Linked DNA regions of Homo sapiens: region 1 is linked to region 2. The links are chromatin contacts, found by Hi-C or POLR2A ChIA-PET in ENCODE. All regions are on one chromosome and are shown on one strand. The core of a region is the stretch at or near the end of the contact, and the rest is flanking DNA. Distances in the headings are between cores, read along the strand shown.

Region 1 (6,531 bases), core at 3,377-5,876, 260 kb after region 2:
TTTTTGAGTGAGGTGATCAATCTTGCACATTTGTGCTGATTTTGCTTAGTTTCAATTTGAAAGTTGCATTTTTCACCCTGTTTCCAAGCCCCTATAGCAGGTGTTGGTAGATGTTTGCTCACTCAGCAGATATTGATTAAGGGCCTACTATGCATTAGGCATTATGCCAGGTGCTAGGGATACTGTGATGAGTGGAATAATTAGTTTCAAGGGAGGCTGGCTGTGGTCAGACAGAAGGAAAGAATGGAGTAAATGGGGATGTGTGCTATTTACAGGAAGTAGAAGAGTGGACTGGCATGGTGAGGAGGGGCATATGGTGGTGTATTTCTCTCAGTATTTGCCATAGACCTCCTGAAAAGTAGCTGTTTTTCTTCTTTAAGATTCTAAAATGCCAGAGATACTAGAAACAGGTATGTTCATGAGAAGAAGAGACCCTTAAAAAGAGGGAAATAGGATAATTAAAGTGACCTTTATGAGATTTGGGAATTCATGGTTAGAATGCCCTTGTAATTACAGGCAAAATTAAGATAACGTTGTTTCCAACTCTTAGATGTGCTCCAATGATTGTGTGGTTGAAAATGTTGAAAATAGTAAATTACCTGTAGAGAGACACAGTTGGAATGTAGTTAGGGAGACCTCTCTGCCTCCTGGTGTTGCAGAAGCTTTCTGCAGAAGAATGATACCATCACCAGCTTCATCTATGTATATCATAGTGCTGGTAGCCAACTTAATTAACTAGCAGTGAAATAAGTTTCTGCACCCTGTGAGATATTCCCCATGTATACAGAGTTCAGTAATTGTCATTACTTTTACTATCTGAGATTTTTAAAAAGGAATGAGTAGACATACCACAATTTAGTTTCAAGTGTAGAATTATCCTTCAGTACACATTTGGTTTGTGATTTTAATGGGAAACATGTCTAAAGTTTAAGCATTGGCTTCCTTTCTGTGTTGGAAAGGTTGTCCTTCATCACACACAGGACATACGCAGGACATACCCAGGAGGCCCCCAGTTACTCTGTTGACTGGTGCTCAACACCCCTTTCCAGCCCTCTTCACTGGATTATTTTTAGAATGCATCAGATGCAGCTCTCAAAATGATGCAAAATCATTGAGTCCTCCCATTTTTCAGCTAAAGAAGTAGTGTCACGGTTTCCTAACAAGAAAACCTACTATGAGGCAAAATTATAGAAAATCAGAATAGCAGAATAGGGCATGAGCTGAGGAATCTTCTGCTTTAGCCCTTCATTTTTGCATAAGAAGAAATAAAGACCCAAGTTTAGAGCATACAGCTGGCTTAGAGTGGGACCTACTCTTGTCCTTCAGTTCCCATTAGGATTAAATGAGTTAATACCATTATAGTCCTTATAACAGTACCTGTGCCATAGTAAGTGGTCAGCAAATGCGAGTTATCACTTGTCATTATTCCTAGTGATAGAGCCCAAACAGGAACCTAGATGCCCTAATAATCCAGTGCTCTTCAGGAGGCACATATTTTGTATTTCCACATTGTATAGGGAGAAATATGTTTTAAGAAGTTGAGTTAAAATAAAAATAGTGACTGCCACAATGCCAATTAATGTGTACCTAATCAGCATACTCAGTACTCTGTACTGAATAAGTACTAGGCTAAGAAATGCAGTACTTAGCCTAGTACTGCATAGTCTGAGTTAAATACTGCATATTCATGGTTTCCTTTAATCCTCACAATGTTCTATGAGATTCACATCCTTGACCATCTCCATTTGACATACAAGTTGGGGAACTTGCCTATTTAAAAAATAGGTTTTAAACACTATTTGACTTCAATGACTTTCTTAACCTTTGTTATTTATTTATTTATTTTAAATTTCTTTTTCTTTCTTTTGAGACAGGGTCTCACTCTGTCACCCAGGCTAGAGTGCAGTGGTGCAATCGTAGCTCACTGCAGCCTCGATCTTCTGGGCTCAAGCAATCCTTCCACCTCAGGCTCCCTAGTAGTTGGGACCACAGGTGCATGCCACCACACCTGGCTAATGTTTTAAATATTTTGGAAATGGGGGTCTTGCTATGTTGCCAGGCTGGTTCTCAAACTCCTGGCCTCAAACAATTCTTTGCCTTGGCCTTCCAAAGCTGAGATTACAAGTGTGAGCCACTGTGCCTGACCCCTTACCCTTCCTTTTATCCCAGGAATTGGCAAACTATTGCACACAAGCAATCTCTGGCCATTCTTAACTTGTACAGTCTGCAAGTTAAGAATGTTTATATGTGTGTGTGTGTGTATATATACATTTTTTTTTTGAGATGGAGTCTCACTCTGTCTCTCAGGATGGAGTGCAGTGGCATGATCTCGGCTCACTGCAACCTCCGCCTCCTGAGTTCAAGCGATTCTTCTGCCTCAGCCTCCTGTGTAGCTGCGATTACAGGTGCGTGCCACCACGCGCGGCTAATTTTTGTATTTTTGTAGAGATGGGGTTTCACCATATTAGCCAGGATGGTCTTGATCTCTTGACCTCGTGATCCACCCGCCTCAGCCTCCCAGAGTGCTGGGATTACAGGCATGAGTCACCATGCCCGGCTTTGTTTTATGTATTTTTTAATGGTTGAAAAAAATCAAAAGAAGGATAATATTCCATAACACATAAAAATTATGTGAAATTCCAATTTCAGTGTCCATACAGTTTTATTGGAATACAGCCATGCTCATTTGTTTACATACTGCCCGTGGCTGCTTTTGCAATATAATGGCTGAGCTGAGTAGTTGTAGTGGAGCCCGCATGGCCCACAAAACCTAAAATATCTACTCCCTGGCCTTTATAGAAAACCCTTGCTGACCTTTGCTTTATACTCTTCCTTGGTGATTACATTTTATGACATTCCAACTGTTTAGGGCATAATTGTGGAATTTTTATAGGATCTGTCTCCTCAAGTTACTTGCCTTTTGGTTTGTTCTGTATTAATTAACATATCAATCAGATCCTGAATAATGTGAATAAAAAGAGTTCACCGTCCGGGAGGCGGAGCTTGCAGTGAGCCGAGATCGCACTACTGCACTCCAGCCTGGGCGACAGGGCGAGACTCAGTCTCAAAAAGAAAAAAAAAAAAAAAAAGAGTTCACCGTTGGATTGTCTGTGTCTTGTCTTTTTTTTTTTTTTTTTTTTTTCTGCAGATTGGGGAGTAATTTATTCCTGGATACTGTGTGAAACTCGATGATAACCTGTTTTTGTTTCTGTACTAACCATGGACTGCAGCTATTTCTGGTTTGCATGCCCCTCACGTTCATTTATTGAGCCGATTGTTTTTAAACCTCCAAGTGTCTTAGATGCAGAAATCACTCTATTTTCTTTCCTTTGTAGTGGTTTGTTGTCTTCTGATTATGTGGAGATTCACTACGAAAATGGGAAACCACAGTACTCTAAGGTACGGTTACCGGCGTCGGCAAGTACTCTAGTATAAGTGTGCTTATCATAGAGTTGATCAGTGCACACTGCGTTGTTTTGACGTCTGTCTCAGTAAAATCACCTGTGCTCTTTTACAATGATACTATTTTTAGTGAGGAGAAATTTATTAAAATATACAAATGTTTGAGGTAACGTTAGGTATTCAGGACAAAAAATGTTTATTGTTTTGATTATACATGCAGTACCTTTTGTGATAGTATAAAGAGCTATACAGTTCCATATCAGCACCTGAAAGTAGTTAGTAAAGAAGGATGAGGCTCATGGCCATCGAATCTGGATTAGAAGACTGGATGGGCTGTTAGAACGGTTCTTTAGTGCAAATGATTTTGCTGCCCAAGAAGGGCAGAGGACAGGTGGGGGAAGTGAGATTTAGGTAGTACTTTTTCTCTAACCTTCATAACAATTCTATGAGGTGGATGTTATTATTCCTGCTGTACTATGGAAGAAATTAAGGCAGAGAGAGGGCAAATAAGCCTGCTTAAGGCCACGGGACATTGAATATGAGGGTACTTGGGTATCTGATTCCTTCATTTGGAGATGAACTTTCTTGTCTTCAGGGAGGATTAATAAAGAGCAAGTGGATTTGGATTAAAGCAAGAGAGAGAGAGAGATGATTTGTATGTAAGAAACAGTGACCTCCGTCAGTCAGGGTGAAGATCCCCAGAATGGCTACAGAAAGAAACTCTGACTTCTAGGGAATCAACAAGTGCCACTGAACCTGAGCAGTGTCCCAGTTACTGGGGACACCAGAAAGGAAACAAAGTGGGGAAACCTCACTGGATTTTTGTTTGTCTTTTTCCTAGATTGCTAACACATGTCAGCATAAAAGTAGCACCTTTCCCGTATGTGGACTTGTGCCATATAGGTAACTGGGATTTTCAATCTGATGGCTTCTCAGCAAATGTTTATAGGTGTCCTTCATTATAAATACTGCTCAGGAGGCCCTGGCATGTCTCAGGATTTATAACATTTCAATTTGTAATTGGACGTGTTTTCCAGCCTTTGAGTTTTGTGCCACAGATTAAGAACTTTCATGTATCATTCTTATTAGTTGTCAGTTCTTGCCTTAGGTTGCATTTGGGGGTTGTTGAGTCTCCCTAAAAGTTAGTGCTGTGGAAAGTGAGCAGAAAAGCTAAATCAAGCGCGGGAACAAGCTTCCTGGCATTTGTACAAACTGAAGCTTCTGTCAGCTGTGCCAGGGCCCTGAGCACTGCAGATGCTGAATCATGAGCCTGGAGTAGACAAGATTGCAGGGAACTTTATAGACTCAGCAAACGAGCCACATTTGCAGGACACAGAAACCTGATCCAGACTTCTCACTAAGGCACTTAGTTACTTTTTTTTTTTTTTTAAAGAAACAGAATAGCTAATTGGCCTCCAGAGGTCATTTGAGGTCCCAAAAGGAGACCTTATCATTAATAAGACACTCCAAATCTGATATCAGTTGTAACTAAAACTTAAAAGGTATTTCAACTCTAGCAAAAGAAATTGTGTTCACTGCAGTTTGTTTTTGTGTTCACTGCTTTTCTCTCTTTCATGACCCATTTTCTTCAAACAGCTCATATACCCAAACTTACGTGCTTCATAGATAATGAACTAACAGTCTGTTTTTTATGTGTCTGTATTTATGTACATCAGAAAAACCCAAGATGATATGGTGCACACTATTTTATATCAAGATTTTTTAAATGTAGCAAAATTTTAAATATTTTAGCATATATTAAGTAATCTTCTAAACCTTTAATTTTTAAAAATTTCATAATATTATTTCTAATTCATTTGTTATAATATGTTTAAAAATGCCATGGTGATAGACATTTTGACTCTTTCCAATCTTTCACTATCCGAATAACTTCAAGGGAAGGCCTTCCAGATACGTTTTGAATACATCCCTTATAATTGCTTCAGAATTAATTCTGAGAAAGGAATTTTCTGGGTCAAAGAGTTGGTACAATTTTTTAACACTCTTCATATATATTAACAATTTTTATTTCTGAAAGTTTGTATAAATTCATATTCCCACCACCATTACATATATATATATATTTTTAAAGCATTTGTAAATAAACTTCATGAAGATTGTCTTTTATGCTGCTTCAGAAAATCTTTGTACAGAGTACCAGAAAAGGAAATTAATATGTAAGAATGGCTAGGTTAAACTTATTTTCACATAATGCAGCCTTTTTTCCCCTAAAGATCTCAAATTGTTTTTTTTATTTTTATTTTTTTGAGATGGAGTTTTGCTTTTACTGCCCAGGCTAGAGTGCAGTGGTGCAATCTCGGCTCACTGCAACCTCCACCTTCTGGTTTCAAGCGATTCTCCTGCCTCAGTCTCCCAAGTCGCTGGGATTACAGGCACCTGCCACCATGCCCAAATAATTTTTTTTGTATTTTTAGTAGAGACGGGGTTTCACCATGTTGGTCAGGCTGGTCTCGAACTGCTGACCTCGTGATCCACCCGCCTCAGCCTCCCAAAGTGCTGGGATTATAGGCGTGAGCCACCGTGCCCGGCTCAAAGATCTCAAATTGTTTAGAGAAAAGTACATGCACACATTGTACACACACATGTAGACACACAATATTTTCCACGTAACTAAAGAACAGTCTATTTGGCTATGAAGTTAAATGTGAATGTGGATATTGACAGCATCCCAGGAATTAGTTGCAACCATACTTTGCAAAGAGGGTTGTCTAGGTTTTCCCATTTCACCACTAACAAGCCCCTCTCTCATTCTTACTTCTCACTAAGAAAAGATTAATGTCTTGGCTTTTACTTTTATTGCATGGACATGGGTTAAAAGTGCTTCTTTCCATGTGAAGCAAATATAGGAGCTCGAGAGGTCCAAAAGAAGCGTGTAATATGAATGCTAGGTATCAGTCCAAGAATAAGGAAGAACTTTTGTTCTGCACTTGATGGAGCAATAGCTTTTGTTTAAGTTCCTACCAGTGCTTTGCACATAATATATAATAAAACTATTTTGTTGATTTTTTTACAACTTTAAAAAGTAATTTATTTACTTTTCTTATTTAAACAAATTTATTGGGATATAACTTATGTATCATAAAGCATATAATTGTTTTTAGTATATCT
Region 2 (7,096 bases), core at 4,489-6,988:
TTTCTTACCCCTGCAACTCCTTTGCCCACATTTACTCCTGATAAGCAGAAGCAACTATTTTTAAAATTTTACTTTGAACTGGGTGTGGTGTGGCTCATACCTGTAATCCCAGTGCTTTGGAAGGCCGAGGTGGGAGGATCCTTTGAGGCCACGAGTTTGAGACCAGCCTTAGCCACATAGCAAGACCCCATCTCTAAAGAAAAAAAAAATCGGCCTGATGTGGTGGTGTGCACCTGTAGTCCCAACTACTTGGGAGTCTGAGGCAGGATGATCGCTTGAGCCCAGGTTGTAGGCTGCAGTGAATTACATGCCACTGCATTCCAGCCTGGTGACAGAGTGGGACTCGGTCTCTATTTAAAAAAATTATTTTGTCCTAGGTGGATCATCTGTATGTTTATATTAAAAAAGGCTTATATTGCTATTCAGTGATTTGCTGGCTGTAGACATTATATAATATATTAAATTCCTACATGACAGATGAGGAGTTATTAATAACTCATTTGCACGATTTCCCCTTGTACTCTTCTCCCCACACTTAGTTATACTGCCATTCCGCAACTGCCTACTGTATACTTCTGCAACTTAAAGCCATATACTTTAACATGCATTGTTTCTTTTTCTTTCTTTCTTTCTTTCTTTCTTTTTTTTTTTTTTTTTTTGACGGAGTCTTGCTCTGTCGCTCAGGCTGGAGTGCAGTGGCAAGATCTTGGCTCACTGCAGCCTCCGCCTCCACCTCCTGGGTTCAAGCGATTCTCCTGCCTCAGCCTCCCGAGTAGCTGGGATTACAGGTGCGTGCCACCAAGCCCGGCTAATTTTTTTGTATTTTTTAGTAGAGACGGGGTTTCACCATGTTGGTCAGGCTGGTCCCAAACTCCTGACCTCAAATGATCCGCCTGCCTCAGCCTCCCAAAGTGCTAGGATTACAGGCATGAGCTACCGCGCCCTCCCCTCCCCTCCCCTCCCCTTCCCTTCCTCCTTTCCTTTCTCTCTCTCTTTTTTCTTTCTTTCTTTCTTTCTTTTTTTTTTTTTTGACAGTCTCACTCTGTTGCCCAGGTTGGAGTGCAGTGATGCAATCTCAGATCACTGTAGCCTTGACCTCCTGGGCTCAAGCAATCCTCCCACCTCAGCCTCCTGAGTAACTGGGACTGTAGTCATGAGCGTCTGCACCCAGCCTGCCTTTTTTTTTTTTTCTTGAGACGGATTCTCACTCTGTCTTCAGGCTGGAGTGCAGGAGCACCATCTCGGCTCACTGCAACCTCTGCCTCCCAGGTTCAAGCAATTCTTCTGCCTTAGCCTCCCGAGTAGCTGGGACTACAGGCACACGCCACCACACCCAGCTAATTTTTGTATTTTTAGTAGAGAGGGGGTTTCACCGTGTTAGCCAGGATGGTCTCGATCTCTTGACCTCGTGATCCACCCGCCTTGGCCTCTCAAAGTTCTGGGATTACAGGCGTGAGCTACTGCGCCCGGCCTGCATTTTCTTCAACAACATTTTTGTTCCAACAACCAGGAAGATGAGGACATTTAACACTACCATCTTTCCCTCTACCTTGCAAATGAAACTTTTATCTGTTTTACAGGGAGGAATCAACATGACAAAATGAAGATATTTTCTGACCATTCACAGTAATTTAATTTGATTTTATTATTTATTTATTTTTTGGGATGGAGTCTTCACTCTGTCTTCCAGGTTGGAGTGCAGTGGTGTGATCTCGGCTGCCTGCAACCTCCACCTCCCGGGTTCAAACGATTCTCCTGCCTCAGCCTCCTGAGTAGCTGAGACTACAGGTGCAAGCCGCCATGCCCAGCCAAATTTTTATTTTTAGAAGAGATGGGGTTTCACCATGTTGGTCAAGCTTGTCTTGAACTCCTGAGCTCAAATGATCCGCCCGCCTCAGCCTCCCAACGTGCTGGGATTACAGGTGTGAGCCACGGTGCCCGGCCCACAATTATTTTAAAATAATGATTTGGATGGGGCATGTGCATGAATCCCTTTATGCTTAAAGAAAACATTTTACTTTTTAAAGACCTAACATGCCAGGCTTCGGGGTAAAAGCTTTATAATGACCTCACCTGACTGTAAATAGGTAGAATGAAGCACACAGTAATAGAATTTGGGAAAAGACATAGTCCACACTCTAAATTGGTGAAATCTCAATTCTTTTATGACCCAGCTATGAGATCTTGTTTTTTCCAAATAGCCTTTCCTTAAGACATTAGCCTAATATTAGCTTAAATGGCTTACAAAATGTAGACATTATTGGAGTGCTTTCTAGACACAAAAGAGCAGGTTTTGGTGTTCCTTAAAAGAAGGAAGCATGTGAAATAACACATACTCAGCACTTTTTTCTCCCTGGACCAAATATGTTGGGGGAGGAAATGAAGTACATACAAACCCAATCCTGATCTCTAAGGTCCTTTAAATATGTTTAGATGTGTAATGTGTTTAGATCTGTAATGGGTTAATAAAGAATTGAGGGGGAAATTACAACTTTTGGAGCTTAACCTTATAGATAACTAAGCTCTCCCACAAAACGTGCCCATTGCCAGTAGACGGAAATCTGGTTTGTGCGGACTGCTGATCTGATGCAGAATGGCACTCCCTTTGATGTTTTATGATAGTATCATGTTGGAAGAAAAATTTTGCCAACTAAACTATAACACAATTTCTTGTAATTTAGTGTTTTTCTTTTTTTCTTTTCTTTTTTCTCTTTGAGACAGGGTTTTACACTGTTGTCCAGGCTGGAATGCAGTGGTGCGATCACGGCTCGCTGCAGCCTCTACATCCCGGGCTCAGGTGATTCCCCCGCTTCAGCCTCCTGAGTAGCTGGGACTACAGGCATGCACCACCATGCCTGGCTGATTTTTTTGTAGTTTTTGTAGAGATGAGGTCTCGCTGTTTCCCAAGTTGGTCTTGAACTCCTGGGATCAAGCGATCCTCCCGCCTTAGCCTCCCAAATTGCTGGGACTACAGGTGCGAGCCACCATACCTGGCCTATTTTTATTTCATACTCAGTAAAAGAGCACTCTCAGACTTTGACACATTTATTATGCATTGATCTTGTGAATGCATAAAAAGAGACATATAAGTAAAATTGGTTTAGGTATTTCAGAAACTTCATATTCGGAACTCAACTTTCATTTTATTTATTTTTTTAATTAATTAATTTATTTATTTATTTTGAGACGAAGTCTCACTCTGTTACCCAGGCTGGAGTGCAGTGGCACGGTCTCAGCTCACTGCAACCTCCGCCTCCCAAGTTCAAGTGATTCTCCTGCCTCAGCCTCCCCAGTAGCTGGGATTACAGGCATGTACCACCATGCCTGGCTAATTTTTGTGTTTTTTTTTAGTAGAGATGGAGTTTCGCCATGTTGGCCAGGCTGGTCTCAAACTCCTGACCTCAGGTGATCCGCCCACCTCGCGCTCCCAAAGTGCTGGGATTACAGGCGTGAGCCACCGCGCCAAGCCCAGAGCTCAACTTTTATGAATCACTTTTTGAATCAGTTGTCCATGGCTGTAGCTTTCCACCAAAAGTGTTGGTGATGCATCTAACTTTAAGAATGCTCCAGCTGGGCACAGTTACAGCTCATATCTGTAATCTCAGCACTTTGGGAGGTGAATGTGGGAGGATCCCTTGAAGCCAGGAGTTCGAGACCAGCCTGGGCAAAAAAGTGAGAACCCCCATCTCTACAAAAAGTAAAAAAATTAGCCAGGCATGGTGGCACACGCCTGTGGTCCCAGCCACTTTGGAGACTAAGGCAAGAAGATCGCTTGAGCTTGGGAGGTCAAGGCTGCAGTGAGCCGTGTTTGCGCCACTGAACTCCAGCCTGGGTGACAGAAGGAGACCCTGTCTCAAAACAAAAACAAAAACAAAAACAAAAAACAGAGAGGGAGAGAAAGGAAGGAAGAATGCTGCACTATTGTATGCAGGATTTTCTTCCAAGCAGCTGATCTTATTCTGCAAGTTTTGATGCTGGCACCTTCTTGATCTCACCTGAATATGTCAATTTTGTGTTTTCACGCAAAACATTCAGGACTTGTTTTCCTCCTTCAATGGTGTTATTGAATAAAAGCTGTAGGGGTTGTAACTGACTAATCAGGCTATCAAGAATAATATCGAAGTTATTTCATTTTTGGGGGGTGCAAGTAGGCTTAGTATTTAACTGTTCATATATGGGTTCCCAAAATCCATCAAGAATGAATGTACTTGGTAAGTAACTCAGGGCTCCCAGAAGACTACTAGTTCTTAGCCAGTCCCATCTCTTTCTTTTCTAAATGCTGGGGAAATCTCTTTTTGGTCCTAGGAAAATCTTCTCCAGGCAAATCTTCCCTCTTTCCCTAGGAAAATCTCTCTCCAAGTTTGAGTGACTTTTGTCTGTTAATTCCCTTCCTCCTAGGGTTATGGGTTTTATTAAACAATGCACTTATCTCAGTTGAAATGAGGACAACCTGCACAGCAACATCCACGTTGTAATACGTGGAGGTAATGACAACCAGGTCTGTACTGCCACCCGGTCAACGAGAGTTTATAAGATGCATCTTGATTTCACAGATGTTAAAATGTGGGGAAAAACATGGCTTAGCATCTGTGAAATACATAATGTCATGGTGCTTCGATCAATGTATAGTGGATTTTCTATAATTCCAAAGTTGGGATGTGGAAAAAACTTGCCTTAAAAGAAATCCGTACTTTTTGGTATGTTAAATCTAAGGGAGGTTATAAATCGAACAGTTGCAGGAGCCCAACTTTAAAGTGAGAGAAAGATGTAGTGGGGGAAGAAGGAGCTGAGAAATACAGAAAGAATAAAAACAATGGACGCAAAAGCAATAGGCAAGTTTTTTTGTTGTTGTTCTTTAAAGGGACAAAATCACAAGCTTACTAAAAAGGGTAACGACAATTACAGCTACAGCCAAAGAGCAAAGTAGCTCATTTTAAGATTATTTTTACATTAGACATAAGCTTTGCAACAGGGCCTCTCTCCATTTTAGTAAAATTGGTTTAGGTGTTTCAGAACCTTCTTATCGCAGATTATAATTTCATATTCAGTAGTGTGATTCATTTAGGTTTGTGATCTCCGTTACACTTAAACTGTTTTTGCTCACAACTATATTCGTAATGGGGTAGCGCAGTGAATATAATTGCATGACCTAATGTTGTTTGTTAATATTTGTAACCCTTTAATGTGCAGGATAGATCTTTGAATACCTAACTTCCTTAAGCCTCAGTTTTCTCAATTTGTCAAAGGGGGACAATAATAGGATTCATTCAGAGTTACTCTGAAATGAAATGCAATAATGTATAGAAACCTTAAACGGTGCCTAGCACAGAGCAAGCGCTCATTGAACAGCAGCTTTTGTGAGATGCACCTCACTATGAAATAGGCATGGAAACGGAAACGACTAGCTCTCTTAGCCCCGTTTTCTTTTCTACATTCATACGTTGCTTTGAATTGGCAAGCAGTTTTTATTTGGACCCTCAAACGCTAAAACCTTGGTCTCTACTTCGCGTCCCAACTGTGCTTATGAGTCTAGTCATTTTTGTTGGAACGCGATAGATTTCCCAAGCTCCGGAGTGGGGCCCTGACCAGGGAGGAAGTGTCCGCTTTAAGAGCTTCTGGAGGGGAGGAAGGGGCTCCTCCGCCCGGGTGGGAGAGTGAGTGAGTGGGTGGGCGGGCAGGGGGCGGTCCCGCCGCTCCTGCGTCAGAAGGGGTCTGGTTTTCGCACCTTCCCTGACGTCAAACCTCCATCAGGGTTGCAACGCCACGTTGCCTTGGATGCCTGCGTGAGTGGAGTCGCGACTCGGGGCCCGCGTCCTGAGAGACGCGCTCCCGCGCCGCTTCTCGCCTCCGGACCGCAGGGGCCGAAGTCGCCTATTTCTGGCTCCGCGGGCAGCGGGGCCGTGGCGCTCGGACGGTCTGGGATTCGGGCGCCGCCGCGGAACCGGAATAAGAAGGGAGAGCGCCCGGCTCGGTCCTCGGTCTCCACCGCGGCCCGGAAGGAATCCGGGCAGCCTCCGCGGAGGTGAGTGCCGCGGCGGGGGCGGGGCGCGGCCGGGGCGACGCCCGCGGGCGGGGCCTGCTCGCCGGGCGCCCGGGGCGCCTTCTTCCCGAGGGACGCCAGGACCGCTCGCTGGGCTCCCGCGGCCGCCTCGCAGGTCCTCGGCTTCCCCCCACCCCGCGTCCCTTTCTGCCCCTGCTGCGTGAGAGGTGTCGGCGGCTCCGGGCCGGGATCGAGGTGGCGGGGCGAGGGAAGGAGGTGGGGCGCAGGCTGCATTGCGCTTCTGTCCGGGGCCCTGGGTCAGAGGGGCCGGCGGACGAGGCCTCGGGTCCGGGCTTGGGGAGGGGGCGGTCTGCGGGGTCGGATTGAGGGCCGGGAACCCGCGGAGTCTTGCCCCTGGGCACCTGTGGGGCCGAGATCCCGAGCCACCTGTCCACACACCCCCTTCCCCCAGTGCCCTGCGTTGGGTCCAGCTGGCCCCAGACCTAGGCCTTTCCCAGCCTCGGGCGATTATAGTTTATTTGAAAACGTTTGATTTTTGTGTTAATGATTCTTTTACTACCGCCGTGCAACAGTTGTGTAAATGTGGTCGTGTTACGCCATCGTTTTTACTTGCTCCTAAGAAGGGCCTTACCAGCTCCTGCGATTATCTCACGCGATGATTCTTGGTAGCTCGTGAAAAAAATGCATAACAAGATACTGGTTCTCAAGGGACCAAAACCCCACCCCCACCTAAAGGAAATAGCTTGTTTTTGTTTTTCTTTTTTACAGCAATATGCTACGTGTGGGGAGGGGGAGGGACGATGGAGGCAGCCTGTAGCGATCTCATCCTCGAGAGAATCTGCTAACAATTTGGGGGGTATCTTTCCTTCCTTTTTAATTAATACACAAACATATATACGTGTGTTACATAAGGGGTGTTTATTTGCTTTTTTCACTTAATACGTGGAAGACCTTTTCTCTATCGTTTGAACCTAAAGCCTAGAAGGCAAGAAAGCAACTCGTTAGAGAGTTGATAAAGTATCACTGCAGTGGCCAGTGATTTGGATAGAAATAAGCTGAATTCAGGGTAAGAACTGGTTTCTATAAAATATGGTT

What was found. A loop is a pair of places that touch in the nucleus more often than their neighbours do. ChIA-PET counts read pairs that join two places held with the same protein, here RNA polymerase II (POLR2A). Pooled maps may share reads with other maps.
Region 1: a loop to region 2 is called in a map of naive thymus-derived CD4-positive, alpha-beta T cell, with 2.5 times the contacts of the local background. The contact joins the enhancer-like site here to the promoter of ZDBF2 in region 2. A Hi-C loop is called at or near these places in 1 of 168 maps with a recorded cell type or tissue (naive thymus-derived CD4-positive, alpha-beta T cell) and 6 of 50 pooled maps. POLR2A ChIA-PET finds 5 or more read pairs at or near these places in 1 of 52 experiments (T-cell).

The regions. Positions count from the first base shown.
Region 1 is chr2:206,527,550-206,534,080 of GRCh38, forward strand. ADAM23 (ADAM metallopeptidase domain 23) reads left to right here. Exons shown (of 26, transcript NM_003812.4): 4 at 3,336-3,399. Among named protein-coding and RNA genes, the nearest start is that of ADAM23, 87 kb to the left of the region's middle. Within about 2 kb of position 4,627, at least 2 of the 41 ENCODE cell types and tissues checked have a DNase peak (open chromatin) inside an H3K27ac peak, as active enhancers do.
Region 2 is chr2:206,268,925-206,276,020 of GRCh38, forward strand. It overlaps ZDBF2 (zinc finger DBF-type containing 2), which reads left to right and starts at 5,739. Exons shown (of 5, transcript NM_020923.3): 1 at 5,739-6,022. RefSeq lists silencers at 5,634-5,693, 5,974-6,433 and an enhancer at 6,097-6,596.